Linked DNA regions of Mus musculus: all the other regions are linked to region 2. Evidence: chromatin loops called from intact Hi-C (ENCODE). Cell type or tissue: left cerebral cortex. All regions are shown on one strand. Each heading gives the region's core, and the rest is flanking DNA. Links, peaks and the distances in the headings are about the cores only. Region 1 holds the start of Gm33533 (a long non-coding RNA gene). Region 2 overlaps Cracdl (capping protein inhibiting regulator of actin like). Region 3 has its middle 19 kb from the start of Mgat4a.

Evidence for each region. Hi-C counts contacts between places; a loop is a spot of excess contacts. Peaks named below come from ENCODE experiments on the same cell type or tissue, not always from the same donor. Only the 100,000 strongest peaks of a DNase experiment are listed, where the experiment ranks them.
Region 1: it touches region 2 in a loop (3-fold over the local background); 4 of 42 quality-filtered maps call a loop at or near these places.
Region 3: a loop joins it to region 2, with 2.2 times the contacts of the local background. A loop is called at or near these places in 2 of 42 quality-filtered maps.

Annotation. Positions count from the first base shown.
Region 1 is chr1:36,740,272-36,750,129 of GRCm38, forward strand. It overlaps 4933424G06Rik (RIKEN cDNA 4933424G06 gene), which reads left to right. Exons shown (of 9, transcript NM_001374322.1): 6 at 2,007-2,105; 7 at 4,240-4,390; 8 at 6,091-6,300. The coding sequence ends at 6,223. Gm33533 (a long non-coding RNA gene) reads right to left here and starts at 4,521. Exons shown (of 7, transcript XR_865346.3): 1 at 4,183-4,521; 2 at 1-70. In left cerebral cortex, for the core only: CTCF peaks have their summits at 4,519 (motif pointing left) and 6,373 (motif pointing left); DNase peaks (open chromatin) are centred at 3,479, 4,352, 4,469 and 6,382; H3K4me3 peaks cover 466 bases; H3K27ac peaks cover 762 bases.
Region 2 is chr1:37,630,328-37,640,185 of GRCm38, forward strand. Cracdl (capping protein inhibiting regulator of actin like) reads right to left here. Exons shown (of 10, transcript NM_028096.1): 3 at 7,534-7,702; 4 at 1,489-1,624; 5 at 994-1,155. Among named protein-coding and RNA genes, the nearest start is that of 4930470B04Rik, 18 kb to the right of the region's middle. In left cerebral cortex, for the core only: CTCF peaks have their summits at 4,529 (motif pointing left) and 6,072 (motif pointing left); DNase peaks (open chromatin) are centred at 4,516 and 6,060.
Region 3 is chr1:37,554,661-37,564,518 of GRCm38, forward strand. No RefSeq gene overlaps it. Among named protein-coding and RNA genes, the nearest start is that of Mgat4a, 19 kb to the left of the region's middle. In left cerebral cortex, for the core only: no CTCF peak of the experiment used is centred there; DNase peaks (open chromatin) are centred at 5,885 and 7,408.

The DNA of each region.
Region 1 (9,858 bases), core at 2,033-7,032, 890 kb before region 2:
TAGATATCTCGGTGTGGTTCATTTTCTCATTTTGTTTAGGTCTTTGTGGATTGCACAAACATTCTGCAACCTGTAGGGCAAGTCATAGCATCTATATTTTATACAAATGGAGACTGAAACCAGAGCTCAGAGAGGCTCAAGCCCAGGCTAGATGCCCTGTGTCCCCACAGGCAGCAGCACTATCTGTGAGCCATGCACACTCTCAAGTCTGCTTAGACCTATAGAGTCAGAGACTCTCAAGCGGAGCCCAGCAATGGTGTTCAACAAGCCCTCCGTATGAGAGTCATTGTCTCAGCCATGAGCGGGTGAATGCTCTGGCTTATAAATAAAACCAAAATACTTATGTGCTTTAGGATACCCAAAAACTCCTCCAAACCCCCCTTTCCTCTTTCCTTGAACTCTAGAAAAAGCAGCTTAAGGGATAGGGCAAAAGTGTTTGCCACACAATATAAGGACCCAGGCTAGAATCTCCGTAACTCACAGAAAGCTGTATGTGGGAGTATGTGCGTGTGCGTGTGTGAGCCAGTGCTGCAGGGGTGAGATGGAAGGTGAGGGCAGGAGGGTCCCTGGAAGCTTCAGGGCCAGCTCACCTGGTACACAGTGGCTGACAACAGAGAGACCCCCGTCTCAAACAATACAAAAGGTGAAAACTGTCCTCTGGCTTCCACACATGTGCTGTGACATGCACACACCCAAGGGTGCACATGTGACCCACCCATGAACACACATGACACACATGCACACACACTTGCATACATGCACGTTCGTGCATGTGTGCACACACACATACAACACACAAGCTTCTCTATTATAAAAACAGAATTGGCCAATGAGCATAGTAAAACTGTTACTGTTATCTTTCTATCCCTATAATAAAATACCTGGCATGATCAGCTTAGAAGATGCTGACTGACACCTTTAGAAATTCTAACCTATGGCTGCCCATGTTTCCATGTCTGGGGCCTGTGGAGAGGTAGAGCAACATGGTAGGAGTGTGTGAGAGATCAAATCTGACTCTCCATGTCCAAGGAGAGAAAGGAGAGGGAGAGGGAGAGGAAAGGGAGAGAGGCAGAGGGAGAGAGGAAGAAGGAGGAGGAGGAAGACGAGGAGGAAGAAGATGAGGAGGAGGAAGGCAAGGAGGAGGAGGAGGAAGACAAGGAGGAGGAAGGCAAGGAGGAGGAGGAGGAGGAGAAGGAGGAGGAAGACAAGAAGGAGGAGGAGGAGAAAGATGAGGAGGAGGAGAAAGATGAGGAGGAGGAGGAAGAAGATGAGGAGGAGGAGGAGGAAGAAGAGGAGGAGGAGGAAGAAGAGGAGGAGGAGGAAGACAAGGAGGAGGAAGGCAAGGAGGAGGAGGAGGAGAAGGAGGAGGAAGACAAGAAGGAGGAGGAGGAGGAAGATGAGGAGGAGGAGGAAAAAGAGGAGGAGGAGGAGGAAAAGGAGGAGGAGGAAGAAGATGAGGAGGAGGAGGAAGAAGATGAGGAGGAGGAAGACAAGGAGGAGGAGGAGAAGGAGGAGGAGGAGGAAGATGAGGAGGAGGAAGACAAGGAGGAGGAGGAGGAAGATGAGGAGGAGGAGGAAGAAGAGGAGGAGGAGGAGGAAAAGGAAGAGGAGGAAGAAGAGGAGGAGGAGGAGGAAGACAAGGAGGAGGAGGAGAAGGAGGAGGAGGAGGAAGATGAGGAGGAGGAAGACAAGGAGGAGGAGGAGGAAGATGAGGAGGAGGAGGAAGAAGAGGAGCAGGAGGAGGAAGAAGATGAGGAGGAGGAAGACAAGGAGGAGGAGGAGGAGGAAGATGAGGAGGAGGAAGACAAGGAGGAGGAAGATGAGGAGGAGGAGGAGGAGGAGGAGGTGGTAGAATTCCAGAATCCTCTAGGGCATAGCCTTAAAACCTTCCATAGGCCCCACCCCCTATAGGTTCTGGTACCTTGTCAGAGAGCCCCCTGACCGAGCCTTTAGTATGTGGACCTTTGGGTGGCATTCAATCTCGCCTTCTCTTTTGTCTTCTGTAGCTCATAGTGCTGAGAATAAAGAGCCATCTCTATTCAACAGGGACGTGAGCCCTCAATTGACCGCTGAAGACAACGAAACGCTCCAAAAAAGCACCCGAGGTACCATCCTTAAAATATGCTCTAAGTCTCAAGTATGGAGGGTTCCAGAACATGTCTTTTTTATTTCATGGTATTTTAGCCGAATAGAGTCAGTGTACCTTTAAATCGCCTGCAGAAATGTGCAGACAGCTCGTGTGGGTCACATTCCTGTAGGCTGCGGCAGGAGGACCATGAGTTTAAGGCCAGCCTGGGCTACATAGTGACACTGTCTAAAAAGCAAAACAGAAAACAGACAAGTCATAGGGCCTACACATAATGAATTAAATATATTTCAAAAAGTTGATCATTTTTTTCTAAAGGATTTTCATGTTTTTTTTGTTTTGTTTTGTTTTGTTTTGTTTTGTTTTTCTAGAAAGCCAGGGTCATTTAGAATGTGGGATCCTTGTCTGAGGCGCTGCCCCTGCTGGGTCCTGAGGCTGTCCTAGGTTAATCTAATCTCCTAGGGGTCTGGCTTCTTCCTTCTTGTTGGGTTGACTGAGCCTGCACTTGTTGATAGTGGGGAGAGGCTGAGCCCATGCTGGTACCGTGCCCACTATACCTGTCCATACAGCCGCTCCGTCTACCCTGTTATTCCTTCCTCACTTTCAGGAATTAACCACCAAGCCTGGCAACTGTAGTCCAATCCTCCAGACCCTCCTGGCAGGACAAGAGAACGGACTCCCACAAATTGGCTACACTCGTGCATAGCGAGTGTAGGCGCACTTACATACACACACAGACACACAAAATAAAGAAAATGTAATGTTAAACTTGCTAGTGCTGAATTTTTGCAGCATAGCCCTCAGAGATACTCCTCATGGACCTGGGAGGAAGGTTTGGGCTCCGGTTTTACCCCCTAACCCAAGACAGCCCTTGGGCAGCACTCTCTGCCTGTGTTGCCCAATCTCTTCAGCATTCGTCACTCGGACGCTCCTTCCTCTCAACGTATCTTTTCTCCCAAGTCTTCAAACCCTCCCCTTCCTCTGACCAGATTATAAATGGAATCAGAGACGCCCCACTCCCCAAGTCTACAAATGTCAGCTGGCATTCCAAAGCCAGCCTTGTGATCTCTCAAAGTCCCCAGAGGGTTGTCAGAAGTCAAGGCCATCTCTGGCACCATCTACACAGGATGACAGTCAGGAATCTTTCAAATCACAATCTTGGTCAGTTTTTCATCACTGTGGCAAATATGTGAGAGGAGCAAATTCAAGAGCTTATCTTGGCTCTGGATTTCAGAGGTGCCAGTCTATGGTCAGCTGTCCCCTTGATCTGAGGCTCTGATAAGGCAGAAAGCATGGTGGAGAACAGCCACTGACTACATGCTGGCCGGAAGTAGAGGAAAATGCCTCCCCTCATTGGCTGGCTCCCTCCTTTCCTATTTTTATTCTGTGTGGGTTCTTAGCCTTTTGGAGAGTGCCACCCAAATTCAAGATGAATCTCTGCCTTCTGTCACTGTCTCACATGTCAGCCATGGGAACACTCTCACATACACACACACACACACACACACACACGAGCACTCATTCTAATCTCCTGTGTGTGTCTCCGTTGTATCAAGATCACAGTCAAGATGACCAATCATGCTTACACACACAAGGCAGACTGAATCTGCAGTAGAATTTCTAAAAGCTTGTGGGGCAGGAAGAAGGGGGCAATAGAGAGTTATTTTGGCCACTGCCAGGTGAGTAGCTGTAATTCAAATACTCTGCCCTTTGCTGTCCAGTTTCCGGTGCCGGAGATTTAATCCGGTGTCTCCAGCCTGTTAAACAATTGGGTTACCACTGAACTACACTGTCCGTGATTCTCCAAGCCTTTGAAGTCGGACGTTCCTGCCTCCTCTCCACCTCCTCCTCCTCGCTCTGCCTCCCCACGGACCTCACCTCCTGTCTTCTTACTTCCTGCACCCTATGGTTTGTTCATTCTTCTTCATGAACGTGCTGCTGCTTGTCAGCCCACACCCTCTGAATCTCAGCTTGTCACTGGCGGCAAGGCCTGTCCCTTCCCCCGCTGGACTTTTGAAGCCAGTGGCTGAGGTGCTAGTATGTATACTTCTGCTCTGAGCAAGGCCGCCCACCGGATTGTCCTGGTTGCTAGTCACCTGTCAGGGATGGATTCAGGCCTCCTCTAGCTTCTGCTCTTGTGTCTTCCTACCTAGGTGCCTCCAGGGAGAGTCTGCCGTGCGGACAGCTGCTGAGCTTCCTGCAGAAGAATATCATCTCTGCTACCGTTGCCATGGCAGCAGTCCTCCTGGTGACGGTGCTGGTGGTGTTCACACTGGTCACATATAAAAGGCGGAGACAGACAAAGTGAGTGGCTCTTGGCATCTGTCTGCTAAGAATTCGAGAAGTTGGGTGGTGGAGAGATGGCTCAGGTTCCGTTCTGCACAGGTGGGTCATAACCACTTTCCGTTCCAGTTTTAGGAGAATCCAGTGCCCTCTTCTGGCCTCCCAGGGCACTGCATGCATTCGGTACATGCTGGCGAAACACCCATACATGCAAGTTAATGTAAGTGGGTTTTGCCAGGCAGTGGTGGCGCACGCCTTTAATCCCAGCACTTGGGAGGCAGATTCAGGTGGGTTTCAGAGTTTGAGGACAGCCTGGTCTACAGAGTGAGTTTCAGGACAGCCAGGGCTACACAGAGAAACCCTGTCTCAAACTCCCCACCCCCCCAAAAGTGGGTTTTGTTGTTGTTTTTAAGCAAACAAATGACTCAAGGAGTTTGAAGCACAGTTGCTTTTTACAGATCACAGATGTTGGGAAGACAGGAATGTCTTCCTGTTATGTCTTGGCATCTCCTAGCATGGTCAATAAAAGTTCCCAGGTGATGGGTTTCAGCCACTATCTGACAATTCTGAGGCACTCTGAAACTCTGGAGTCCCTGACTTACTTCTCAAGGCCACACAGATTAGCCAGGTTTCCTCATACCAAGAGGAAACTGGAGGGGAGATGGCAGAGCTTCTGGTTAGAAGACTGGAAACTAATCTATTCCCCTCCCCCTCCCCCTGAAACAGAGTTTCTCTGTGTAGCTCTGGCCGTCCCAGAACTCACTTTGTAGACCAGGCTGGCCTTCAACTCAGAGATCTACCTGCTTCTGCCTCTGGGATGCTGGGTCTAAAGGTGTGCGACATCACACCTGGCTACAGACTCTAGATGCAAAAAAGGCAAAGCACGGCTATGAGAAGGTGCAGAGTGGGGGGGGGTGGATGTGGGGAGAGAGCGAGGCTGAATCCAGTCAGTGTATGCTGGTTTGCCTGTGCTGACTAGACTTCCTCTAGTAGACTGTCTCTGTCTTCCTAGACACTCTCACGATCCTGTCAACAATGGGTTAATGCCTGGCACAGCAGGAACCTCAAGGGGGCAAAGACAGGGTTTAGGCACAGACAGGGACCTTAGGCAGACAGCAGAAGCAAATAACTTGAAAGAACAGCATATGCGCCCCTCTGCATCCTCTGAGACACACATTCCTGATGGCAGCCAGCTACAGGCCACCTCCTGTGGTGACACTCATCTTGTCACCCTTTGTTTTGGGTCTGAGGCTGTGGTAGTTAACTTTCTCCTTGAGAGCTTATCACTCCCTTCTCTAAGTGCCAAGGCCTCTGGCACGTAGTCCACCCAAGCAGACTAGCCAACAGCTACCTCACGTCCAGCTTACTCTTCTGAGACAGGGTTGGGGAACCTGGATTTGAGGGGTCTGAAATTAAGCTTGGCTCACCTTACAGACCTGACCAGGGCCCATCCTTGGATCAGTTATTTTCTCTTGGAAAAAAACTGGTTAGGATGAGCGGGGGTGGGGTTGGGGGTGGGTGTGTGTGTTGGGGTGGGGGGGGGTGGGGAGAAAAGCAAGCAATGGAGGCGTTTCCTAGAGGCACCTTGTGACCCTGGGTCAGAGGGCCTGTCATTCAGGACAGACCTTCCCTGAGGTAATAGAATTCAGATCCATCAGAAACCGCAGTGGCCCTCCTGTGTGTTTAGTGAGCCGTGTGGTGGTTTGTTTTCTTCATGTTAGGTATCCTCCAGCGAACATGACATACAATATTTTTATAATGAATGGGAAGTCTTTGTGGCAAAATTCCCAAGATAAGGACCTCAAAAAATTCATGGGAAAGCCGAAGCACCTGAAGTACAATTCCTTCGTCTGAGCCGGTGGAGGGGCCAGCAAACGGCCACCCAGCCACTGCCAGAGAGTTCTTTTGCGCTACCCGGATAGAAGTCCAAGGTAGGCAAGAAACTCTTCTAAAGCTGGTCTCTGGAAATGTGGGCTTCACATCAGTGCGGGTGGGTGGAAGCAGTGGCGGGTGGCGCCCCCTAGCGATAAGTCTCGTGTACGCCTCTCGTGTGGGCATGCATTTGACAGCTTCATCCCTACTTCCACTTTGCTGCTTCTTTCTGCTCAGCCACTGGAAACTGTTCCTTCCGTTGTCAGTCCTATCACCAGGATAACTTGGGGAGGGGATACTTGCCTCCGTTAGGGCAGCATTTGAGAAGTGGAGCTGCAGTTTCTGAATGGGTCCTGGGGGTGGCTGCGATCATTAAGGGGTGGGTATCCTTTCTCACTAGGAGCAGAATCCTAGTGGGCTCGTGGGATTCCCAGCCTGGATTCTTAGCGGGTCCTGGGCAGTAGCGCCATGCTTGCAGAGCTACATTAGCTCAGGCCTGTGGGCGCTGCTGGAGAATGGGCTGGAGGTCTAGGTGGGCAGCTACTTTGCCTGTTGCATGGCATACCAAAGCCACCACTATGTCACTTCTTAAGTGGATCAGTGGTGGGTCCAGCACCAGCCACTGGGACTGCTTTGAGAATGCTTGGGCGTCTTCAACTGCTGACCAGTCGTTACAGGAACTTTGAGCTGGGGCCCTGATCTTGGGACTGCGGACTTCACACTGGGCAGTTTGGAAGCCCACTCTTGGCAGTACTGGGTTTGAGGACAACACTGGGCTGGGCTGTGTTTGGGTAGAACGTGACCCTGAGTGATGTTGCGTTCACCTACCTGCCAGGATCTTTTTTGATCAAGCCTTGGCCTCAGGCATTCGCTGGCTCAGCTGTCACACACAGGCTGCCTTCTGCTGCATGGCTTCATTTTAGCTCAGACTACACTAAAGTCAGTGAAGCAAGACCATGCAGAAGACCTTATTGGATCTGACACTGTAACAGTAGGAATCCTGCGTAGCACAGGAGACTGCCCCACAGCCAGCTCCGAGAGAGCAAAGCAGCCTGCTTAAATAATCCTGAAGGGCTGTTTGGGACCAATCACAGCAATTTGTTGGGGTCAATCGTTCCCCCAGGCTTATGTTTTGGACCAATCACAGGCTTGCCCTGGGGCCATAGTAGTCACTCCACCAGGGGTAGTTAGCCAAAGTGGAACTAATTCACTATGTGACTGCAGAAAGTTTGGCACAAACTGTTTCACTAGGACCTCAGCACGCCTGTGAACTGTGTAGTTGTCTCAAGGCATCAGCAGGGCATTTAAGATGGCCAGTGCTGGCATATATGACGCTGTTAAGATCCACAGTCCTTTTGCTCACAAGCAGCTTGGGCGACAAGAGAAGGTGCCAACGATGCTAATTAGGGGGGTCAAATTGACCCATCCCAGAGTCTGTTCATTTACAGGTGATGAACATCAGAAGTATTGCTTGTTATAGATATGTGCAGAACTCAGCGTTAACAATGACAACGACTTTAGCAGACTTGAACCGTGCTTTCCACCTGCCCTGTGCCCAGAGAGGGGTGGGCAAGGAAAGTCTCGTCATGGAGAGGCATTTGAGGTAGAGCTGTGAGGTGTGTTCTACAACCATGCTTCCCTTCACCCACTTGTCTTGACTGGACCACTGGATGCTTGTGCTAATGGAGTATGAAGGAACAGGGCAGGGTACTTGGCTTGCGTTTGAGCACACTTCCCAGTGGACGGTGCTGTTTTGGAAGATTGTAGTGCCTTTAAGAGGCCACACCATAGAGGAGGGTGGGGACCAAAGAGGGCAAGCTTCAAGGTTTTATTTATGTATTTATTTTTAAAGATTTGTTTGTGCTTTTATGTGTGTGGAGAGGTATGCACAAAGTCACATGACTTTGGCTATCCTATGAGGTTAGAGGTAATGGAGCTGGGGCTTCAGGTAGCTGCCAGCTAGCTGGCATGGGTACCAAACTTGGAGCCTCTCTGCAAGAGGCAGGAAGCCCTCTTAAACTCAGTCTGCTTTCTCTTCTTGTGTCTCTGTGACCAATAATAACTCAAGAGAACAACTTGAAGGTGGGAAATATTACTTATTCATAGGGTCAGTCACTGGTTGGTCGGTCCCGTGTGTCTAAACAGTGGTTCCTGTGGGGGAGGTGAGCTATTCACATCATGGCTGACATGGAAACAAAGAGGAAGAGGGTGCAGAGCCTCAGCTGGCAGTCTCTCTCCTTTCCTTTGTATTTTCTTCAGCTCCCTGCCCACTGGAAGGCTTCACCTGCCTTGAGGGTGTGTCTTTCCTCCTCAATTAATTTTCTCTGGAAACACCTGCCCAGACACATTCAAAAGTACACTACGGCAGTCTTATGGGGGAATCTAAATCCAGTCAAGGCAGTGGTTCCCAGTCTTTCTAATGCTGCGACCCTTTAATAGATTTCCTCCTGTTGTGGTGACCCTCAAGCATACAATTATTTTGTTGTTACTTCATAACTGTAACGTTGCTATAGTTATGAATCGTTAATGCAAACCCCTGATATGCAGGACATCTGATACACGGCGTCTGTGGGGGTCGAGACCCACAGGTTGAGAACCATAGAGCCAAACTGCCTGTCTTAATTTCTTTTCTTGCTGGGGTAAAGCACATGACTAGGCAACTTAAAAAACATAGAGTTTATTCTGGCTTACAGTTCCAGGGGGAGAGTCCCTGATGGTGGGGTAGCCTAGAACCAGACAGAAAGTATGGCAAAGCCACCATGACCACGGTAATATTTAAGGAAGAGAGGGTATTTTGGGGTGGGAGCAGGGGTTACAGTTCCAGGGACCTGAGAGTTTCAGAGGGCAAAGTTTGTCATGGAGAATTATTAGCAGCAGGAACAGAAAGCTCAGAGCTCGAATTTGTAAGTACAGAGCAGAGAGAATAACCTGGAAATGGCCCAAGTCTTTAGACTCTCAAAGCTCAGCTCTGATGACATAGTTCTCTCACAACACTATAGCTCCCCAAAGAGTACCACCCATGGGGGACCAAATGTTCAGGAACATGAGCCTGCAGAGGACATTTTTATTTAAACCCACACTGGCAATGAAGACTAACCATCATACTAGCCATAAATCTTGTTAATAACCATATTCTCCCTCCTCTGTCCCAAGTCTCTCATCTATTTGATATTCAAGGGCTGCTGGCCACAAAGTAATGTGGAGTGGGGACTTCTCAATGTGGGGCAATGGGCAATTTCTGGAGATATTTCTGGCTATGTGTGTATATACATGTGTGTGTATGTATGTGTATGCATGTGTATGTGTTATATGTGTGTTTATATATGTATGTGTGTTTATGTGTGCATGTATGTGTGTCTATATGTGTATGCATGTGTATGTACGTGTATGTGTGTATGTATGTATGTATATGCATGTGTATGTGTGTTTATATGTGCATGTATGTGTGTATGTGAGTTTATATGTGCATGTGTATGTATGTGTGTGTATGTGTACTGGCTAGTTTTGTGTCAACTTGACACAGCTGGGGTTATCACAGAGAAAGGAGCTTCAGTTGGTGAAATGCCTCCATGAGATCCAACTCTAAGGCATTTTCTCAATTAGTGATCAAGGGGGAA
Region 2 (9,858 bases), core at 2,332-7,331:
GTGGGTTGGTAGCCTCTGGCCCCAGAGCCTACTCTTACTGTGACCAGAGATAGGTTTCCCTGAGGCCAGATTCTGGGAGTCATACTCTAGGCAGCTCCATGGGAGTTGCCAACCCCTAGAGCTGACTTAAAATCAGCCACACCACAGTCCTGATTTTCCATTACTAATATTCTGGGTGCTCACAACTACAAGAAAGAACAAGCTCGTGTCTGGGAAGAGGGAACTCTATGTACCTAAGTTGAGTGGTTACCGAATACAATTCCAAACAGCCCAGAAGTGGTAACTCTACAGTTACATTGTAAACAACGCCCTGGCAGGGCCAGGGTTGAACGGGATCCAAGGATGCCCAGCTATCAAACACCAACTCTGTTTTTACTTGTTTTTCAAGGATCAATATCATTTGGATCATTCCCATTTGCCCTTCGCTTGGCTTACTAATATGGAGAAAATGGCCATCCTGTTTGTCTTCTATATATGTGTACATTAACATTCTTACCACAAACAAAAGTAGCCCATGAACATGCTGGGGTGTTTCTTTGTGAAATGGAGTCTATGGGGGTACAACAGTTGGGATCACTTCCTGCAGTGGCTGAGGTCAGACACTGCTGGTCAGACTCCCTGGGCTGCCTTTACCCTGAGGGCTTCATGTGACTCGCCCAAACCAACAGGTTTCTGCGGTCAGGACTCAGGAACAGGGCTGAATATAATTCAGTGTTTACTCTTCTCTTTGTGCTCTGGCCACTGCCATGGGAGGGGAGATGCAGAGGAGAGGGAGCCCCTGCCCTTCTTTTCTGGGTCTGGGCATCTGCTCAGACAAGAAAGATAAGGCACAGAGCAGATGGCATCAGACTGACCACACAACCGCACAAAACGGCAGCGCAGTCTCCCTCACTCAAGAGACCTTGCTGGAAGACATGGAGGGTCCTCCAGAGTTCTATCAATGCTTAGTGTCAGGAGTGGATGGAAATATTCAAGGGCACAGACTGTACTCGCCTTTATAGTTGTGCCTGGACCCACATCGTGCAGCAGGGACATCTCTGGGGGGCTGCGGGGCAGTCCGTCATCCTCAGAACTCATGCCGGTTTCCTCTGCCCGCTTGATAGGAAGGCCTCCTGGAGGCGGTGGCCCCATCTTCACGTTACATTGTATCTTTAACTAGATTGAGGGAATAGTAACCATTCTTAGTGTTTTCATCAACAATAGCTAGCAACAAATCTTCCTGCTCTGATTCATTCATTCAGGAAATAACTTCAGCACCCTAGCACAGTGCCCTGACCTGAATGTCTGTCCCCAGCTCCCTCACCACTGTCCTTATTCTTTAGGCAGTCACCAACAGTGAGTCAGAATGTGACTAACTTGCATGCCTGAGACCCGTGAAGAACCTGTGACCCGACTTTCAACTGTATAAAATGCTAAGCTGAGATCACTTAGAAACTTCTAGATTAACACTGGACAGACACCCAGTGAGAGTGCCAAGCGAACCCTTACCTGCAAAGCCTTGATCCGGTCGCACACATTTTCTTGGGAGAACACCCGCACGGGCCGAGCAGGGTCCTGTCCCGATTCAGGAAAGAAAATACTGTCGTGGGAGAGGGCCCGGCTGCCCATAGTACCCCTGGACTCCCTAGGATAAAAAGAGCCACTGTGAGCTTCCACCACCTCCATCTGCCCCTGATCCTAGGGACTCAGAGTGAGAGAAGGGATAAATTAATGTGATCCCCCCAAAGCCCTCTGTCACACACAGTTAGCAGTTGCTTCTCTGTCCCTTTCACCGTCAAACACTAGTCAGAACCTACAAAAGGGGCATTTTCCTAAGAGATGTGAAGCTTGTGGATTATTTTGATTAGTGGAAAAAAACCGAAAGTTTGGAGGCGTGAGGTCCGAGTCACTAGCCTGTGGAGAGGAAAGTCTGGTGCTGGCTGGGTCCTGTGGGAATCTGTCTCAGGTGCCCTGGGAATGTGAGGCTGTGGGCTGAGGGCTAAGCTAACGTGGGGCCCATAAGCTGGAGGCTGGAGGCACAGCAGCATCTCCCCAAGATGGTCCAGACCATAGACACAAGAACTGCAGGCCTGTAGAGATGCTCTCTGCATGGATGATCTGGCATGGTTTGTGTATCCCACAACTGTGCTGTGACCGGAAGAGTGGAAGCCCGGCTGACGTCTAAGGACCTGACTCAAAGAAAGTCCCAGGACATTCATAAAATGCTCTCAGAGGATATGGGAATTAGCCGTCAGAACTCCCTAGCCTGCTGAATAATAGGTGGAAGGAGGTGGCTGAGACATTCAGTTAAGGAAGGAAAGCGGCCTCTGCATGCACTGGACATCTTGTGTGCACCAGCCCCACCCTGTCCTCCTTGGGCATCCTGTCTTCTATGAGGCACTGGGGACTTGAAGGTGTGGCCTGTCCTACTGCATATCCAACTGTGTTGTAATACTATATGTATGTGTGCATTGTGTGTGTGTGTGTGCGTGCGCGCACTCACCAGGAAAGTATTCTTCCATTGAGCATCCCAGCTCAATGGTGTTTCCTTTCTAGCCTGCAAGTGGAAATCCAGAGTGCCTGGAAGGGTGTATCTTCACAGACACTCAGAAGGACTCAGCCCACAGAGCACACGCTCCAAATGCCAAGGACATGCATGCACTTAGATTTTCTTCCTACAGTCAACAGCCTGGGTCCACCCTCTGGAATCCCTAACTACTGCCCAAACATCTCCAGTCCAGGTGTAACTGGCGTGTGCTTACCAGAACACACGGGACAGAAGAATGTGGCACATCAGTTGGGCAGAGCAGTGGGAACATGCAGACATGCTGAGCAAGTACTATGCCTGCTAATGGTTTTTAAAATAAAAACTGATACAGTGGCAGATACACGAATGTGGTTTAAGTGGGAAGGAAAGAACTGGATAGGGAGACAGTGTGAAAGGTAACAACAGTTACAATTTTGTCTTTGGAAATATACAGTGTGTTACCCAACAAGACACAAAGTCCATCCAAGAGGGAAATCTCTAAGACTAGGGGGGGAAAGCCTAATTTTACAGCAGACACAATGGCATATCATGGCACAGTACTGGGGAGTGAGAGGCAGGAGGATCGCTGTGGAAATGGGGAAAGAGAAGTCACTGTTACAGGAAGAAAGCAGAAAGCAATTTCATCACAAGCCAAGCTTTTCCGTGTAACAGGAAACAGGATACAGGGAAATAAAGCAAGAAGTTTCATCTCCCCTGGAATGAAACTGCTCAGAATTCTCTCAGAAATAAACCTATTTCCTAGTCCTACCCAGTAGTGGTCTAGAAGACACTATAGCTGAGTAGCCATCCTGGCCACCACACCCATGCCGTGATCTCCAAGGCAAGTTCTCTCTGACAGGAAGGAAACACAGCTTGTGAAAAAGATCCAAGCCAGGAAGCATACAGCACTGAACTGGGACGTCTCCCTGTGCAGGAAAGCAAGGAACCTTTCAGCAATGGCTGGGCTCACGACCAAAGAGAGGGAAGCTAATCAGAAGGAAGTCTTCACATCGCAAGATGAGACAATGAATAAAGACTGTTATGGACTAAGGCACACCAAATATATTCGAAATCAGAGTGTTTGGGGTCGATGTGTATGGAGCTGGGTTGGTAGAGTGCCCAGCTAATATGCACAAAGCCCAATGTTCCTTCTGGAGTACCGCATGGGATTGGGTGTGGTGGCTTACACTTATAATCCCAACACTCTGAAGATGGAGGGATGGTTGAAGTGCAGGGTTGTCCTTGACTATACAGTGAATTTGAGGCCAGTCTAGGTTACATAGAATTCTGTGTAAATAAAGCAAAATTTAAAAAATTTAAAAAATACAATGTTCACAATGATCTTTTAGAGGGAAAAAAAAACTTTTTTTTTTTTTTTTGGTCACAGTTAGGTGTGGCAGTGTCAGGGACTACTCTGGGAGCAGACACCACTCGAACACCAACCAAGCATTAGTTTGTTTTCCCTGAACAGCTTGTACTTCAGGCTCTCATGAAGTTGACAAAGGAAAGCTATTTTAAAAAAAATTTTAGATTTATTTAATTTACACACATGTGAGGGTTTGCCTACATAGATGGATAGCACATGCATGCCTGGTGCCTGAGGAGATCAGAGGACATCGGATCTCTTGGAACTGAAGTTACAGATGGCTATGAGCCACCATGAAGGTGTTAGGAACTGAACCCAGATCTTCTTCAAGAGTAACAAGTGCTCTTAACTGCTGAGCCATCTCTCCTGCTCCTGATAAAGGAAAGTTCTTCATAGAAGAAACCCAGCAATGTGTAAAATGAACAGAGGAATTAGAAACCCACAGTTTTTGCACTGAGGAAATGGACCATCTACATGTTAAGGGCATCAGATACAAACCGGGGAGTAATGACAGCGACCACTCAGGATTAAGATTGATAGAATAGGGCTGGGGAGATAGGTGGTCTGCTCTTCCAGGGGTCCTGAGTTCAATCCCTAGCAAACACATGGTGCTCACGACCATCTGTAATGGGATCTGGTGCCCCCTTCTGGCCTGCAGGTGTACATGCAGGCAGAACACAGTACAGAATAAATAAATCTGCCTTTTGATACAGGGGCAGGCCACACATCTCTCCAAGCTCAACGTCTAGGCCTTTAGAGCAGCAGTTCTCAACCTTCCTAACCCTGAGATGTTTTAATACATTGTGGTATTCCCCAATTGTAAAATTATTTTTTGTTGCTACTTCACAACTGTAATTTTGCTACTGTTATGAATTACAATGTGAATATCTGATATGCAGGATATCTGCTATGTGACGCCCAAAGGGGTAGAGCCCCACAGGTTGAGAACCGATCATCTAGATCACTATGAGCCAATATAGAATCAGGAGAACAAAGGCTGTAGCTCCAGTGTACTGAGGGCAGATGCAGAGAGCAGGGTGTTCTGTAGGCAAAGGGACCCAGGGGGCTGTCACTGACGAAGCCAGCACCAGGACACCCCAGCACAGGCCATCTGCCTGTGACCTTGCAGAAGTTGCTGCAGAGTCTGATGACAGATTCTCACAGAAACTAAAGAAACTGTCTGTTCGTCAGTGTTGACCTGGAAAAAGTCATCGTTCCCTCTAGAACCTCATTGTACCGGGTCTCTAATCACCTTTAAATTTTAAATTTTTTCTTTCTCTTTTTTGTTTGTTTTTTTTTGTTGTTTTGTTTTGTTTTGTTTTTTGAGACAGGTTTTCTCTGTGTAGCCCCGGCTGTCCTGGAACTCACTTTGTAGACCAGGCTGGCCTTGAACTCAGAAATTCGCCTGCCTCTGCCTCCCGAGTGCTGGGATTAAAGGCATGCGCCACCAAGCCCGGCTAAATTTTTTCTTTTTTCTTTTATCCTGAATCAATCATTCAATCTCTCTCTCTCTCTCTCTCTCTCTCTCTCTCTCTCTCTCTCTCTCTCTCTCTCTCACACACACACACACACACACACACACACACACACACACACACACACGGTGGTGGTGGGGTGCACGAGAGCACAGGTGCCTGTAATTACAGTCCGGCGCTGGAGTTAGACAGCTGTGAGCCACCTGGTGTAGGTGCTGAGAACTGAACTCAGGCACTCTGTAGAAGGGTGTGCAATCCTAACTGCTGAGCTGTCTGTCTCTCCACCGGCACCCCCACCATCTTTCTTTCATTAACTAACGTCAATCATGTTCTTACTGTGTGCTAGTCACAGACAGATATCAAGGGCCCTGTCCCACTTTCCTTGGGTTCCTATGAAAAGGAACACGTATGGGTTGCATCCCCAGAGCCTGGTCCTCTAGCTACGTTCCTGTTTGTGGCTAGAGAGATTACTTCCTGGCTTGTTTTTTAAACACAAGGAGATGGGGGTAGGATTAGAGTTTCCCTGGGCTAGCCAGAACTGCCCCTTCCCCAACAACTTTGCAGTCATACAAGGCATCTACCACCCCCACCACCCCCTTCTACTTCAAGCTAGCTTGGGGGGGGGGGGGAGGCGGGGGGGGGGTGGGGGGCAGGACCACTGGTTCTCCAGCTTCAGTCTTACAGCTCCACCAAGTGGCCAGTGTAACTTCTCTGCCTCTAGAGCGATATCCTCCTGGCTAGCATTTTACCCTGACATGAGAGTTGATGTTTAAAAGATATTTCAAGCTTCCTCCTCTTCTCTTCAGTCCAAAATACAACCTTGTGAGACACACAGCTGTATTGTGATGAATTACAAGTTACAAAATAAAAGTATTGTTCCCCCAGAGCTGCCTGAGTGTCCATCCCCAGTGGATCTGAATTAGTTAGGTCCAGACAAAAAGCCATAGCCTTGTTATCCACAGGCCTTGCTCTAGAGAATGAGCCCTTACTTAATCATCGTTCAAGTCCAGAGATGTGTGTTCCTGGTACTGTGTCCCAGGTCTTAGGGCATTCTTGGATAATTTAAACCAGGGTCCGTGTCCCAGTCCTGCCTTTCTGTGAGATTCTGGGCAGCCTACCTGGTCGCTTTTGGCTGATTTTGCTGATTTCTGTTATGGTTCAAATCTTTTGCAGCTACTTTGCTCTTAAAAAAAAAAAAAAACTGTATCTCTGGGTGCACACATGCCACAGTACCCAGGTATGCGTCAGAGGCAAGCTCCGATGGCAGTCCTTTCCTTCCAGCTTGTTTGGGACAGGTCCTTTGTTATTCAGCTCACCCCCCAACCCCAGGCAAGCTTCACCACCCCCAACCCCAGGCCAGCTCGCACCCCTTCCCCAAACCCCAGGCCAGCTCGTCCATGAGCTTCTGGAGCAAGGCCTGCTTCTGCCTCCCGTGTTGTTTCAGGAGCTCTGGAATTACAGACCTACACAGAACCATCTTCCCAGGCATAGCTGTGAACTTCTTTCTGTATATTTTTTAGATTTATTTATTTTATGTATATGAGTACACTGTCGCTATCTTCAGACACACCAGAAGAGGGCATAGGACCCCATTACAGATGGTTGTGAGCCACCATGTGGTTGCTGGGAATTGAACTCAGGACCTCTGGAAGAGCAGTCAGTGCTCTTAACTGCTGAGCCATCTCTCCAGCCTGTGAACTTATTTTTTTTTAAAAGAGTTTATAAAGTTTTATTTTATGCTTTTGAGTGATTTGCCTGCATGTACATACATGTGTCATACATGTAGACTCTCAGAGGCGTCAGAGAGCTCAGAATTAGAGTTACAGATGGTTCAGCCATCATGTGGGTGCTGGGAAGCAAATCACAGTTCTCTGCAAGTGCCCTTAACCACTGAACCATCTCTCCAGCCCCAATTACCGTGACCTTTTAAACGGTTCCCACACCCAGCAGGTAGCAAGTACACAACCAGCTTTCCCCCACCTTTCTCCATCCCTGTGCTTGGAAAAGCTAATAGACACACCATGCACTAAGAGACTCCCAAGGCTCTCACATCACCCAGGTGGGGAGGAAGCTCAGAAACAGACAAGATCCTAAGGCACTGAAGATAAGAGCTCCGGACACCTCCTGTGCCCGGTGTCCCCCTCCTCTTGAGGCTCACAAGCCAGACGCACATGAGAGCAACTTACTCCAGCTCATCTTCAGAGTCATACACGGGCCCCGACTCCTCAACGGCAATGACCTCGCTCTTGGCCGGATTTTGCTTCCAGGCGCTGTTTCCTGTGGGTGAGGGGGATTCCTTTCTCTTCTTCTTCCCAAACAGCTTCTTAAAAGTTTTAAATTTCGACTTTTTCTTTCCTATTCAGATGACAAGAAGAAAGATTAGCGGTGCAGGTGTGCGAGGGACGCAGGTGAGCAGAAACCAGGGGCTCAGAATACTACAGACACGACATATAAGGTCTGCAGCCCTGAAACAAATATTGGTTTCTATCTTTAAAAAAATAATTAAAAAATGCATGTGTATAGATGTGTGTCTATTTGTGTACTTCATGCATGCACTCCCCAAAGAGATGCTGAGAGAGCACCAGATCCCAGGAACTGGAGCTACAAGGTGGGTGTAAGCTGCCACGTGAGTGCTGGGACTCGAATGTGGGTCCTTTGGAAGCGTGGCCGGGGCTCTTAGCCTCTGAACCATCTCTCCAACTAGAAAATGAACCAAGAACTCTGCTCACAAACAAGAATCCAAATCCAAGCAACCCTCCTCTCACCAGGTACCACGTTCTTTGAATCTCTGCAATATGCATCGTAAATACTTCATACACAACGTACACATAACGTCAGAGGAGGTGAAAGCTGTGTGATAATCCAAGTTGTTTTTCCTAATATGTTACTTTTTAAGGATTTATTTTATTTTTAAAATTGCGTGCTGGGGTGGGTATGTAAGAAGAATGAGCAAATAATTGTGGCTGTTGCTCCAGTGGTAAGGTCAGAGTGTGCTCCTCCGATGTCACCTTCATTCCTGCCCACAAGGCCTCTTAGGCCAGAAACCCATGACTGCCCCAGGACAGCTCTAGCCACGCTCTGTCCTTCTCAGAGTATCTGTAAGACCGGATGGTAAAAGGGAAGAGAACCCGAGCACACAGATCTGCCATGTGACACAGCCGACGTTTGCTAAAACTGTCTAAGGCGGCTTTATTAAGTAAGTTCCACATAGAACTGATTTAAGATATAAGAGAGGGTCCTTTTAATTGTCTTTGTGCTAAAGTCCCCTCGGGAACTTGAAATGACCTTGTCTTCACGTGGGGAATAACCTGAGATTCTGCCAGCAAGAGCCAGGCAAATGTCATTGCTCCAGAGGGGACAAGCCTGCTACGGCAGTTTTCTCAATGTCCGATGGAAACTTCCTTGTAAATCAAGGGATGTTTATCTTGCGTGCAGATGGTTCTCCACGCAGAGCTTGTGCTGAAAGTCTCTCGGGAAGTCTTTGCGTTTGACAGGGACACCACCTGGCCTTCAAGTAGTCAACATATTATTAGGTGTCCCTGGAGACCTTCACAAGTAAACAGGCCTCCTGCCTTGACACCCGGGTGCTGCTCAGGGGGTGGGAGCGTGGCTAAGCAGAGCAGAGTGTGACAGCTGAGCGCTTCTATGCCAATGGAAAAACCCAGCTTCTCTCGACCTGGCACCCTCTTCTGGCCACTGCAGGCACTGCATGGATCTAGACACCTAAATCCATGCATGCACACGTACCTCAAGAGTTAATCTTCCCCTCCTAGACTTTGTGACCCAGCCTCTTAAACAGCTACAGGACCGACCCATGTTACTTCTTCAGTCTGTTCTGTTGTCTCACACACATAGGGATTTATCTGCATCTTAACACTTCAAATTTCCTGGCAAAAGTTACCACGGAAACGCACTGCTGTGTCGAGCATCCACAGCACCTGTGGTGGTATGTCCTTGTGCATGCCCCGTGTTAATTATTTGTGCCTCCTTTTTCCTTGGTCAGCTACACCGATGGCTTGTGAAGAGTTAGCTCTTCTAGGGCTCCGGAAGCCAGGTGAGAGCTCTACCCTTAAGCCACACCCCGAGGCCCAGAGTTACGATTTTGTTTTTAAAAAAGGTTCTTTTTTTTTAAAACCTTCTCTTTCTTTGCTAATACATACATTTCAGGAAATACAGTTCCCTCTAGATCTGTTAAGTTCTACACATCATAAAAGTTTGTGTTGTCATTATTCTTTGGTTTGAAGTATTGTCTGATGTCCACAATCATACATTTTTAGATCTATGTGACCTACGGAAAGGCATGTCTTCGCTTCCAAACACTTGGCAAACTTCTACCTCTCCGTCATTAATTTAATTGGAGTGCGATAAGGCACTCTGAAGTTTGTTCTATTCAAATCCGTTGAGACTTACTTTATGGTTTCACGTATTGACTGATTCCATAAACTTCCTATAATGCTCAGGAAACAGGGTATTTTCTTCTCTGTTTTAGAGCTGGCAATTTGGGCTCTGCC
Region 3 (9,858 bases), core at 3,161-8,160, 75 kb before region 2:
TATACACATGTGTGGTTATGTATGTGTATATGTGTGGGTTGTATATGTGGGTATGTGTATGTACATTTGTGTGTGTTTGTAGGTGAGTGGGTACACTGATGTGTGCAGGTATGTACATTCATGTGTGTGTGCATGCACATGGAGGTCAGCAGACATCTTGGAGTGTCATTATTCCTCAGGTCTTCCCACCCTTTGTTTGAGATTGTCTTTTTCACTGGCTGAAACTTCACTAAAGAAGGCCACACTAGGGAGTCAGTAAGCTTCTAGGAGGCACCAGTCTTTATTTCACATCTCACCATCATTAGGATTGCAAGAGTCTTCCTTGCACCTGGGTTACCTGGGCTCTGAGAGATCAACACTCAGGCCTTCACGTGTGAGGCAAGTGTTTTGCCAACTGAGCCAACCATCTCCTTATACCTCTCCTGGGTCTGACACTATCTACAGCCAGAAAAAAACGTTGATAGAAGTTGACATGTTTTGTAATTGATTAATTGACCCATGTGTGAGGGAATGCTCAGTGAAAATTTGCAGAAGAAATGTTGCCCCTTGGATGTCTCCTCCATCCACCAGGCAAGAGAAGGTAGATCTCTGACATAAAATCCCCTTGAATCCCAAGAAAAGACACGGTCTGCTCTGGGGTGCACTGCACAGTGTTCATGGTGGTCTGTTAAGACTCATCCACTTCCTTTCAGCATCTCACTATATGAGCTGCAGCTGGTAACTTCCACCTCTGACTGGCAGCTCTTCCTGCCGCAAGCAGGGATGTACATGGATGAAGGTACCAAACATGTGTCTCTTTATGCAAGCAACTCTCCATGGAAGGAAATCCAGGAAGGAAGGAGAAAGCCCCAACTTACTGTGGAAGTATGGTGCCCCTACAAATAAGACAAGAAATAAAAGGTACCCTTTTCCAAATAGTTGCCTCTCCCCAAAACTGTTTTTGGGGTGCTGTTAAATTTCGCCATTATTTTGTCTGACTCAGCACTGGCTTTTCAGATCTAGAATATGACTATTTTCTGGCTCGGATTTGAAAGTACATAGAATGGGAAGTTACCCACACAGATTTAATTAGAAACATAGGGTGACCCAGGTCAAGAAAAATAAAAATCCTTTCTTGGGGATTCTCTGACCTCCGGACATGGGTGCTTTATTTTCGGTTTGTCACTGCAGTGTGGGATCTTGTGTCTGGTGGAGGTTACACACTCGAAGGTTTGTGGATGTAGACAGGGCATCAAACAAGAGCTCAGGCAAGACGCTCCTAGCTCAAAATCAAGATTAAAGAGCAGGAAAGAACCCAGATGCCCCTCAACAGAGGAATGGATACAGAAAATGTGGTACATTTACACAATGGAATACTACTCAGCTATTAAAAAAATGAATTTATGAAATTCCTAGGCAAATGGATGGACCTGGAGGGTATCATCCTGAGTGAAGTAACCCAATCACAAAGGAACTCACACAATATGTACTCAGTGATAAGTGGATAATAGCCCAGAAACTTAGGATACCCAAGATATAAGATACAACTTGCTAAACGCATGAAATTCAAGAAGAATGAAGACCAAAGTGTGGACACTTTACCCTTTCTTAGAAATGGGAACAAAACACCCATAGAAGGAGTTACAGAGACAAAATTTGGAGCTGTGACGAAAGGATGGACCATCTAGTGACTGCCATATGCAGGGATCCATCCCATAATCAGCTTCCAAATGCTGACACCATTGCATACACTAGCAAGATTTCGCTGAAAGGACCCAGTTATAGCTCTCTCTTGTGAGACTATGCCGGGGCCTAGCAAACACAGAAGTGGATGATCACAGTCAGCTATTGGATGGGTCACGCGGCCCCTAATGGAGGAGCTAGAGAAATTACCCAAGGAGCTATAGGGAACTGCAACCCTATAGGTGGAACAACAATATGAACTAACCAGTACCCGGGAGCTCTTGTCTTTAGCTGCATATGTATCAAAAGATGGCCTAGTCGGCCATCACTGCAAAGAGAGGCCCATTGGACTTGCAAACTTTATATACCCCAGTACAGGGGAACACCAGGGCCAAAAAGGGGGAGTGGGTGGGTAGGGGATTGGGGGGGGGTGGGTATGGGGGACCTTTGGGATAGCATTGAAAATGTAAATGAGGAAAATACTTAATAAAGAAAAAAGAAAAAAAAAGATTAAAGAGCAGCTGAGCCTCCCCCCAAGTCAGGAGAGCAGGGAGTGCTGGGAGCGAGAGACAAGCTTGTTTGGAACAACAAGCTCCATAGATAGCACTGACCCATTATCACATCCAAAGAATGGAGACCGAGGGGAGCCACATGCTCTAGAAAAAAACAAAATGGACATGCTCATTCTCTCTTTCCCCATTGGGACTGAATCTAAATCGCGTCTGGGAGGTACACCACCACTAAATTGCCCACTGAATTGGAGATCTTTGGATTCATAATCCTCTCTCTGCCGTCTAAGTATCTAGACTAACAGGCCCAGGCCATCGAGCCAGACTTGACAGTCTGACTCAGAAGCTAATTTCTCCAACGTTAAAGTAGCAGGATAACAAGATGCAATAAATACGGTCGTCATATTCCGTGTGAAAGACTCGGTGAAACTCTTTTAATTAGTCCTCTTAAAGGGAACCATTGTGATGAGACCTTAGAGTTTGCATCATAGACTTTGTATCCGGCATCTGAGTTGCATATGAATCTATGGCTTATATTCCATTAATATGTGTACTTCATGTCAATGTTATGTGTTATATATCATATTAGTATGCCATATCAGATGTTAATATTAGTATTCTGTATAGTAGCATGCAATATATGATAGTATTAAAGCTTGCTAATATACTATTATGTGGCATGTGTTAATTACATATATTAATATACTAGCAATTAGGAACTCTTAGGAGCCTGATTTTCACACCTGTAAAATAACAATGACATCAGCTACCCTATTAATCAACCTATTACTCTGCTGAAATACCTGAGGTGAGATAGGATCTTCTATTCAGCTCACAACTGCGTGGCCCAAGGCCCTTCAGTGTGGTGCCAGGCCTGATGAAGCCTATGCTTTTTGTATTGTGCAATACCAGGACTACGTGCATGCCCCTATCTGTGTGGTGCCTTCGCCTCATAAAGACCCTACTCTAGTGATCTAATTTATTATAAGCCATATCCCTACCTCTAAATACAACAGTAGGGTGACGTTCCTGCTCCCTTATTCCCATTCATGTAAGACTTCAGGAATTAAACTCCCATTGAGTTCAGGGAGCAAACTATTATACAAAATACAGCAGCTACCTCGTGGGGACATGTGTTTCTTGGCAACCTTTTCCCCTTGGGTAGCCTGGACCTGAAACTCCAAGGCCTCCTGGACTCCATATCTGATAGAGAAACTCCTCCTGGCATCAGAGGGAAGCACTCAGGACCAGCAGCAGACGTCGACAAACCCCTCTGTGGTGCCACAGAGAAATGCTGACCTGTGGAGAAGTTATTTTCCTTTCTCTTACTTTGTTTTCTGACATCTTCAGCCTCTGTGAGTCTTTGTACACATGTCCTTCATGTGGACTAAAATCAGCAAAGCTTTGAGTGGTCCGGAAGGGCTGGGACAGAGGGTGTTCTCAGTCAGCACATAGGGGGCTTTCTCCCACCATGCTGGAAAGCCCCCAGGAGCCTAAACAGCCTTCCTGATAGTTGCCCTGCTTTACCTCAGACTCTGTAGCTATCATGAGGATGTTCAGCCTAATAAAAGCAACTTGTAGCCAATATGTGATCTGCGACCCTAACCTTTAAAAAATAACTACCTATGTTGGTAAGTATAGAAAGTCTCCTATGCAGAAAGGCACCAGGATGTGGGTTCAAGTGACATCGGTGGGAGAGTGACATTATTTCTCCTTCTGGCTGGGCAAGTTCATCCAGGACCCCAGCTCCTAAGTTTGACACCCAGAACCACAGAATTCTCCAGGTCCTTTGAGGACAGCCCTCTGCTGTGCCTAAGACCTAAGGCTAAGCGGTGTCTCTCCCAATTCTGAGTCAGCCAGCCCTTGCTTGTTTGCTCTTGAACTTTGTACCTGTCCCCTGATGGGCCAGAATCAGGGTTTGGTGGAATGGAGGACCCTTCTGATCTCATCTCTCTCGGGGCCCCATGTCTGTTCCTTTTTCTGCATCTGGAGTCCCAGCTACTGGATGTCTCTTTGTCTGAGTGCAGAGTCTGAAATAGCTAGCTCAGAGTATTCTGCCTGAGGGTGATGGGAGGGTCCAGGTGCCATTCCTTTCCACCCAGAACCAAACTCACCATATTCCCCCAAATACTTCTCTCTGGCTTGGATGGTGTGTCTTCCAAGGGTTCCTGTGTTGTAAAATTGGTCCCCAATGTGGCAATGGTACGCAGTGGCATCTCCAAGAGATGGGGCCGAGTGGAAGGTGATGATGTCAAAGGAACATGGTCCTCAGAAGGGACAGAGACTCACTGGGGAGCTCAGGCTGGCCTTGAATTTACGTGAGCCCAGGTTAGCCTCCCACTCACTCCTCTAGCCTCTGTTCCTGATCTGGGATTACAAGCAGGTGCCAGCACTGAGTTTAACCTAGTCTTTATGGGACTTATATTAATTCTGTATGAGTCAGGGTTTTGGTGGTGGTGGTGGTAGGTTTTGTGGTTGTTGTTTTGTTTTGTTTTCTCAAGTCACGGTTTCTCTGTATAACAATCCCTGGCTGTCCTGGAACTTGTTCTGTAAACCAAGTTGACCTCGAACTCATAGAGATCCATCTGCCTCTGTCTCCTGAGTGCTGGGAGTAAAGGCGTGTGCTACTACTGCCTACTGCCTGCTGCCTGGCTGAGTCAGTTTGTTTGTTTGTTTGTTTGGCTGATTTTTGGGGTTTTTGGGGGGTTTTGTTTTGTTGTTTTTGACAGAAGGGAACCTCCCTCCTCCGAGTCACAGGTTTCCTGTGCCATTACACACATTCTCTCAAACATACCCTTGCCATGATGCCACCCACTATAAGGCAAGACGGATGAGACCACCTAGTCTCTAACAAATACAACCCCATATCCCCGATCTGGAGTATAGCATCTTTTGCTTACTGTGACAGCAGCTCTTGTCTCAGGGTCAGCTTTTGCCCATCTCTTGCTTCCCCTGTGTAGTGGGTCAGTTGCTGACTGGCAGCTTTTTTTTTTTTTTAACTGTTTGCAGAGCATGCATCTCCATCATGTTTCCTGTGTCCTCATTATGACAAAACCCTATGACCTCAGCCTGAGGGTCAGAGGTCAAGAAGGCTGGGTGCTCCTCCAGAAGGCTTGACCTCAGTTCCCTGTACCCACATCAGCCAGCTCATAACTGCCTGCAACTCCAGCTCCAGGGAATCTGATGTCCTCTTTTGGCCTCTGTAGGTACCACATACATGTGCATATGTACATACATGTACATACATGTGCACATGTACATACAAACCACACACACACATATAAACCACACACAGAGATACCCATAAACTTAAAAAAAAAACTCAAAATACTGCACAAACTTCTCTGTAATTAGGGAAATGAAACCTAAAGTTTCATAGGATTTCCACGTATCTACTGTCTACTGATAGAAAATGGCTAAAGTAAAAATGAGCATAAAAGATTCTGAGTTCTGCTACTACTGGTGGGAGGGTAATCAGTATAAATACATTGGCAGACTGTCTGGGAGTGTATGGAAGAGATGAATCTGAAAGAAAAAATGCAGACACTTTTAGATATCTTTGACAACCACCAAAAATCCTCTCCCTACCCTCAAATTTAAAGTGCCTGAAAAAAGAAATAATTCTCTACAACACCAGCCGACGCTGGAGGGCTCTATAACTCCCATGCTGTGATACAGTAATGACACATGGCCGTGCCAGTTTTTAAACCCCAGGGAAGGTGACTAATTAGCCAAATGTGGATCATGTAGCCCAGTAGTGAAACATGGTAAAGATATGGGAGCAGCCAGCACCAGCCAGGGGCACAGCTTTATAGCCACTGACTGTGGCTAGAAGGCAGATTGTCAGAATCCTTGCCTCAGCAATGAGCAAAGCTAAGGGACACAGAGCAGACGATGACAAGACAACTCATCCCTGAGAAAGTCAGGCACTGTGATGTGTTTCTGTGGGATAAGTCATCCAGGGAAATGTTTCTGAGGACTGGAGCGGGTAGAGAAACAGCCACAGCCCCTGATCACAGTATCCTTTGACATGTATTCCCCAAAACCTGGGGTGTCTGAATCTGAAACAACTCTCATCTCTCTCTCCTCTTTCCTCTCTTTCTCTCTCTCTCTCTCTCTCCTCCCCCCCCACACACATACACACACACACACACACACACACACACACACACACACACACACACACACACACACTCCACATTTAGACTCTAAGCTGGAACTTAAGGCTGCTAGACAAAACTAAGTTACAAAGTATAGAGCAACAACAGCACAATCTAATAGCATCTTAGTTACTTTTCTGTTGCTATGCTTAAAACACTGACAAAAGGCAATTTAGAGGAGGAAAGGGATTTGTTTTAGCTTAGAATTCCAAGTTTCAGTCCATTATAGGCACAAAGTCAAGATGGTAGAACAGCTAGCTACATCACACCCATAATCAAGAGAGAAATAAATGCATGAGCCCTCAGTCTCCTGTTTGTGTTGTCTGATTTTCCCACTTTTATACAGTTCAGAACTGCCTGCCTAGGGTATGGTGACACCCATGGTGGGCTAGGTCAATCCTATACTAATTAACTTAAGACATTCCCCCACAGACATGCTACAGGCCAACCTAATTCAGACCAACTCTTATTGAAACTCTCATCCCATAGGATTTTCATGGCATGTCAAGTTGAGGATACAAACTGACCATCATAGAACAGAATATATTTTTTTAAAGATAGTTAATTTAGGAGATTGCAAAAATAAGGCTGGGTGTGGTGACACGCACCTTTAATCCCAGCACTTAGGAGGCAAAGGCTAGCAGATGTCTATGAGTTTGTGGCTAGCCTGATCTACGGAATGAGTTCTCAGCCAGCCAAGGCTACATAGTAAAACCCTAACTCAAAACAAACAAACAACAAAATGAAGGTGTTTATGACCATGACAAAACACAGAGGCAAAAATGTGTGCATGTTTAGTTGTTCTCTTATTTCCAAAATCAGGGAGAGATGATGACAGAAATTTCTGTACTGGGGTTTCTAGCCATAGATAAGGAAGTCCCACCAGCCCTGTGACTCAGTGATTACAACTAGACACAACAGATTCTAAACATATAGCAGGGACTCAGGTGACAGAAAACTGCATTTCCCATCCAGAAACAGTATTTTACAGAAAGTTGTTCTTCTGCTATATTGACCCATGTAGTCAAACACCTGCCCACATCTCTATGAGATTGACTCTCCATGTGGTCCCCAGCTGGATGACCCCAGCAGACATCCTGTGGCATGCTGGCACTTGCGTGAGTGCAAATGTTGCTTCATTGATCGTTTTTTTTAAAGTCTGTTTCCTGAAAATGCAACTGTCTTCTTTCAATTCCCCAAAAGTACATGAACATTTACTGCACTAATAGACTAGTTCCTAAAATGCCGACCACTGAGCATCAACAGAGAGTGGACTTTGAGGAAACAGAGGATCCCATTGTACCTTCAGTGCCTCTGTAAATTAGTAAATTGTGGGAGACAGAATGGAGGTTCCCTGGAAAACTGAAACTACAGCCACACTATGGTATACCATTCTCACTACTAAGTATAACTTTTCAAAGGAGATAAAATCAGGGTGTTAAAGAGACATCTGCACCCCCATGTTCATTGTGGGATTGTTTAGAGTGGCCAAGTTGAGGCAATGCAAATGTTCATCAATGGATAGCTCAGGAAATAAACAGGGTGAGATGAAACACTCAAGAAGGAAATTCTGTCATTGGCAACAAGGGACTAAGTACAGTGAGCCAAACCTCATACTGCAGCATCTTGGTTGTGTGTGGACCCAGAGAAGAAGATATTCCTCCCAGTAAGGAATAGGGCAATGGTTTCAAAGTCCTATTCAAGCAGGAGAATGAGAGGGAAAAGGGTAGAAGTTACCCAAAGGACACAAACTGCCTGTTAGAGGCAAGGAATGCATTCAAGAGATTCATTTACAGTTGAATAGCTAAAATTAATGAAAATACATGTGTGGTGTGGTGGTTTAAAAAAGGATGTGTGCCCTGCCCCCCAGGCTCATATAATTGAATGCTTGGTCATCAGGGACTAGCACTATTTGAAAGGATTAGAAGGTTTGGGAGGCGTGGCCTTGTTGGAGGAAGTGTGTCACTGGAGGTGGGCTTTGAGGTTCCAAAATCCCATGCCCAGTGTCTCCCTTCTCCAGCAATGTGCTCACCATTCCTCTTGTTATGCGTCCACCATGATGATAATGGACTGAACCTCTGAAACTGTGTGCAAGCCCCCAACCAAATGCTTTCTTTTATAGATGAGTTTCCTTGGTCATGCATGGTGTCTCTTCATACCAACAGAACAAGAACCAAGACAATATTGTATACTTGAAAATAGCCAAGAGAATGGATTGCAGGTGTTTAGCTTGGAACAGCCATTCTGTAATGAGTGTGTACATAAAAAAAATATTGTTGTATCCTGTAAAAATGTAGCTTTTGTCAGCTAGAAAAAAAGACAATCTGGATTTGCTTCTTGTTACCTGGAATTAATTTGTGTATCATGTGACCGGAGAAGGATTAAAAAGCTAAACAAACTGTGTCATTTATCTAAATTATGCTTAAAGGTTTGGGATACTGGGAACCCATACTCACTGTTAGTGGGAATGTACATTGTTGTATCCCCAGTAGAAATCAGTAAGAAGGGTCCCTTCCCCCAAACCCAACAGGAATAGATCTAGCACATGGCACAGCTATACCAGCCCTGAAGACATACTCAGAGGACTCTATTTCCTACTACAGAGACCCATGCACATCTGTGTTATTGGTGCTCTAATTACAATGGGTATGAGATGGGAACAACCCAGGTGCCCATCGATTCATGAGAGGATAATGAAAATGTGGTGCCTACATATAATGGAATTGTATTCATCTATAAGAAGAAAATGAAATTATGAAATATTATCCTGAGTGGAGTAATCCTGACCCAGAAAGAAAAAGTCTCTCCTGTTCTCACTGATGGGTGGAATCTCACATTGAGTCTTTAGGTGTGTGGTTTACTCTGGAGTACATACAGGATGGAGGAAGCTAGAAAGGGACTATTGGTAGGGAGGCAGGAAAGATAGACTTTAGAGAAGGGACTAATAGAACACAGAATGCTGGTGAGAGAAAGGGCAGAGGGAATAATGGACGGGAGGCTTGGGTGGGCAGACAGATGGGTGGGTACGACAGTAAAAGGAGTGGCAGAGGAAAGACTAAAGATGTTTAAAATGTCATATGCAAAGAAGTTCCAGAAAGAAAAGAGTAACTCCAAAGATCATGAGACAAAGAGAGCTGGGAGCCAGGCAAGGTGAGGTCTCCGCCACACAGTGAAAGTGGATCTAGTTTTGTCGTAAAACAAAGAGACTTTCCAGACCTGATCCCTTCTCTCCTGAGCTTCTGTCACTCTGATAGCACAGAAGATAAGAAAGAAAATGGGTCTACGTCTTCTTGGAGATGAGGGCATGTTATCAAAGAAGGGTCAACCCTGGCTCCTGTTCACGCTTCCTCTGCTCAGTTTCTGTCCAGAGGACTTTGAGAAACAAGGAGAATATGGGAAGAACTGTCCGGAACAATTATGGACTTGGTACACTGGTGTCTGATTTGGGGAATTATAATCGGTTCAGATGCCACACCCTGTGGAAGGAAGCATATGCAGTAGTAGAGGTTAGAGTGCCTGCCCATGAA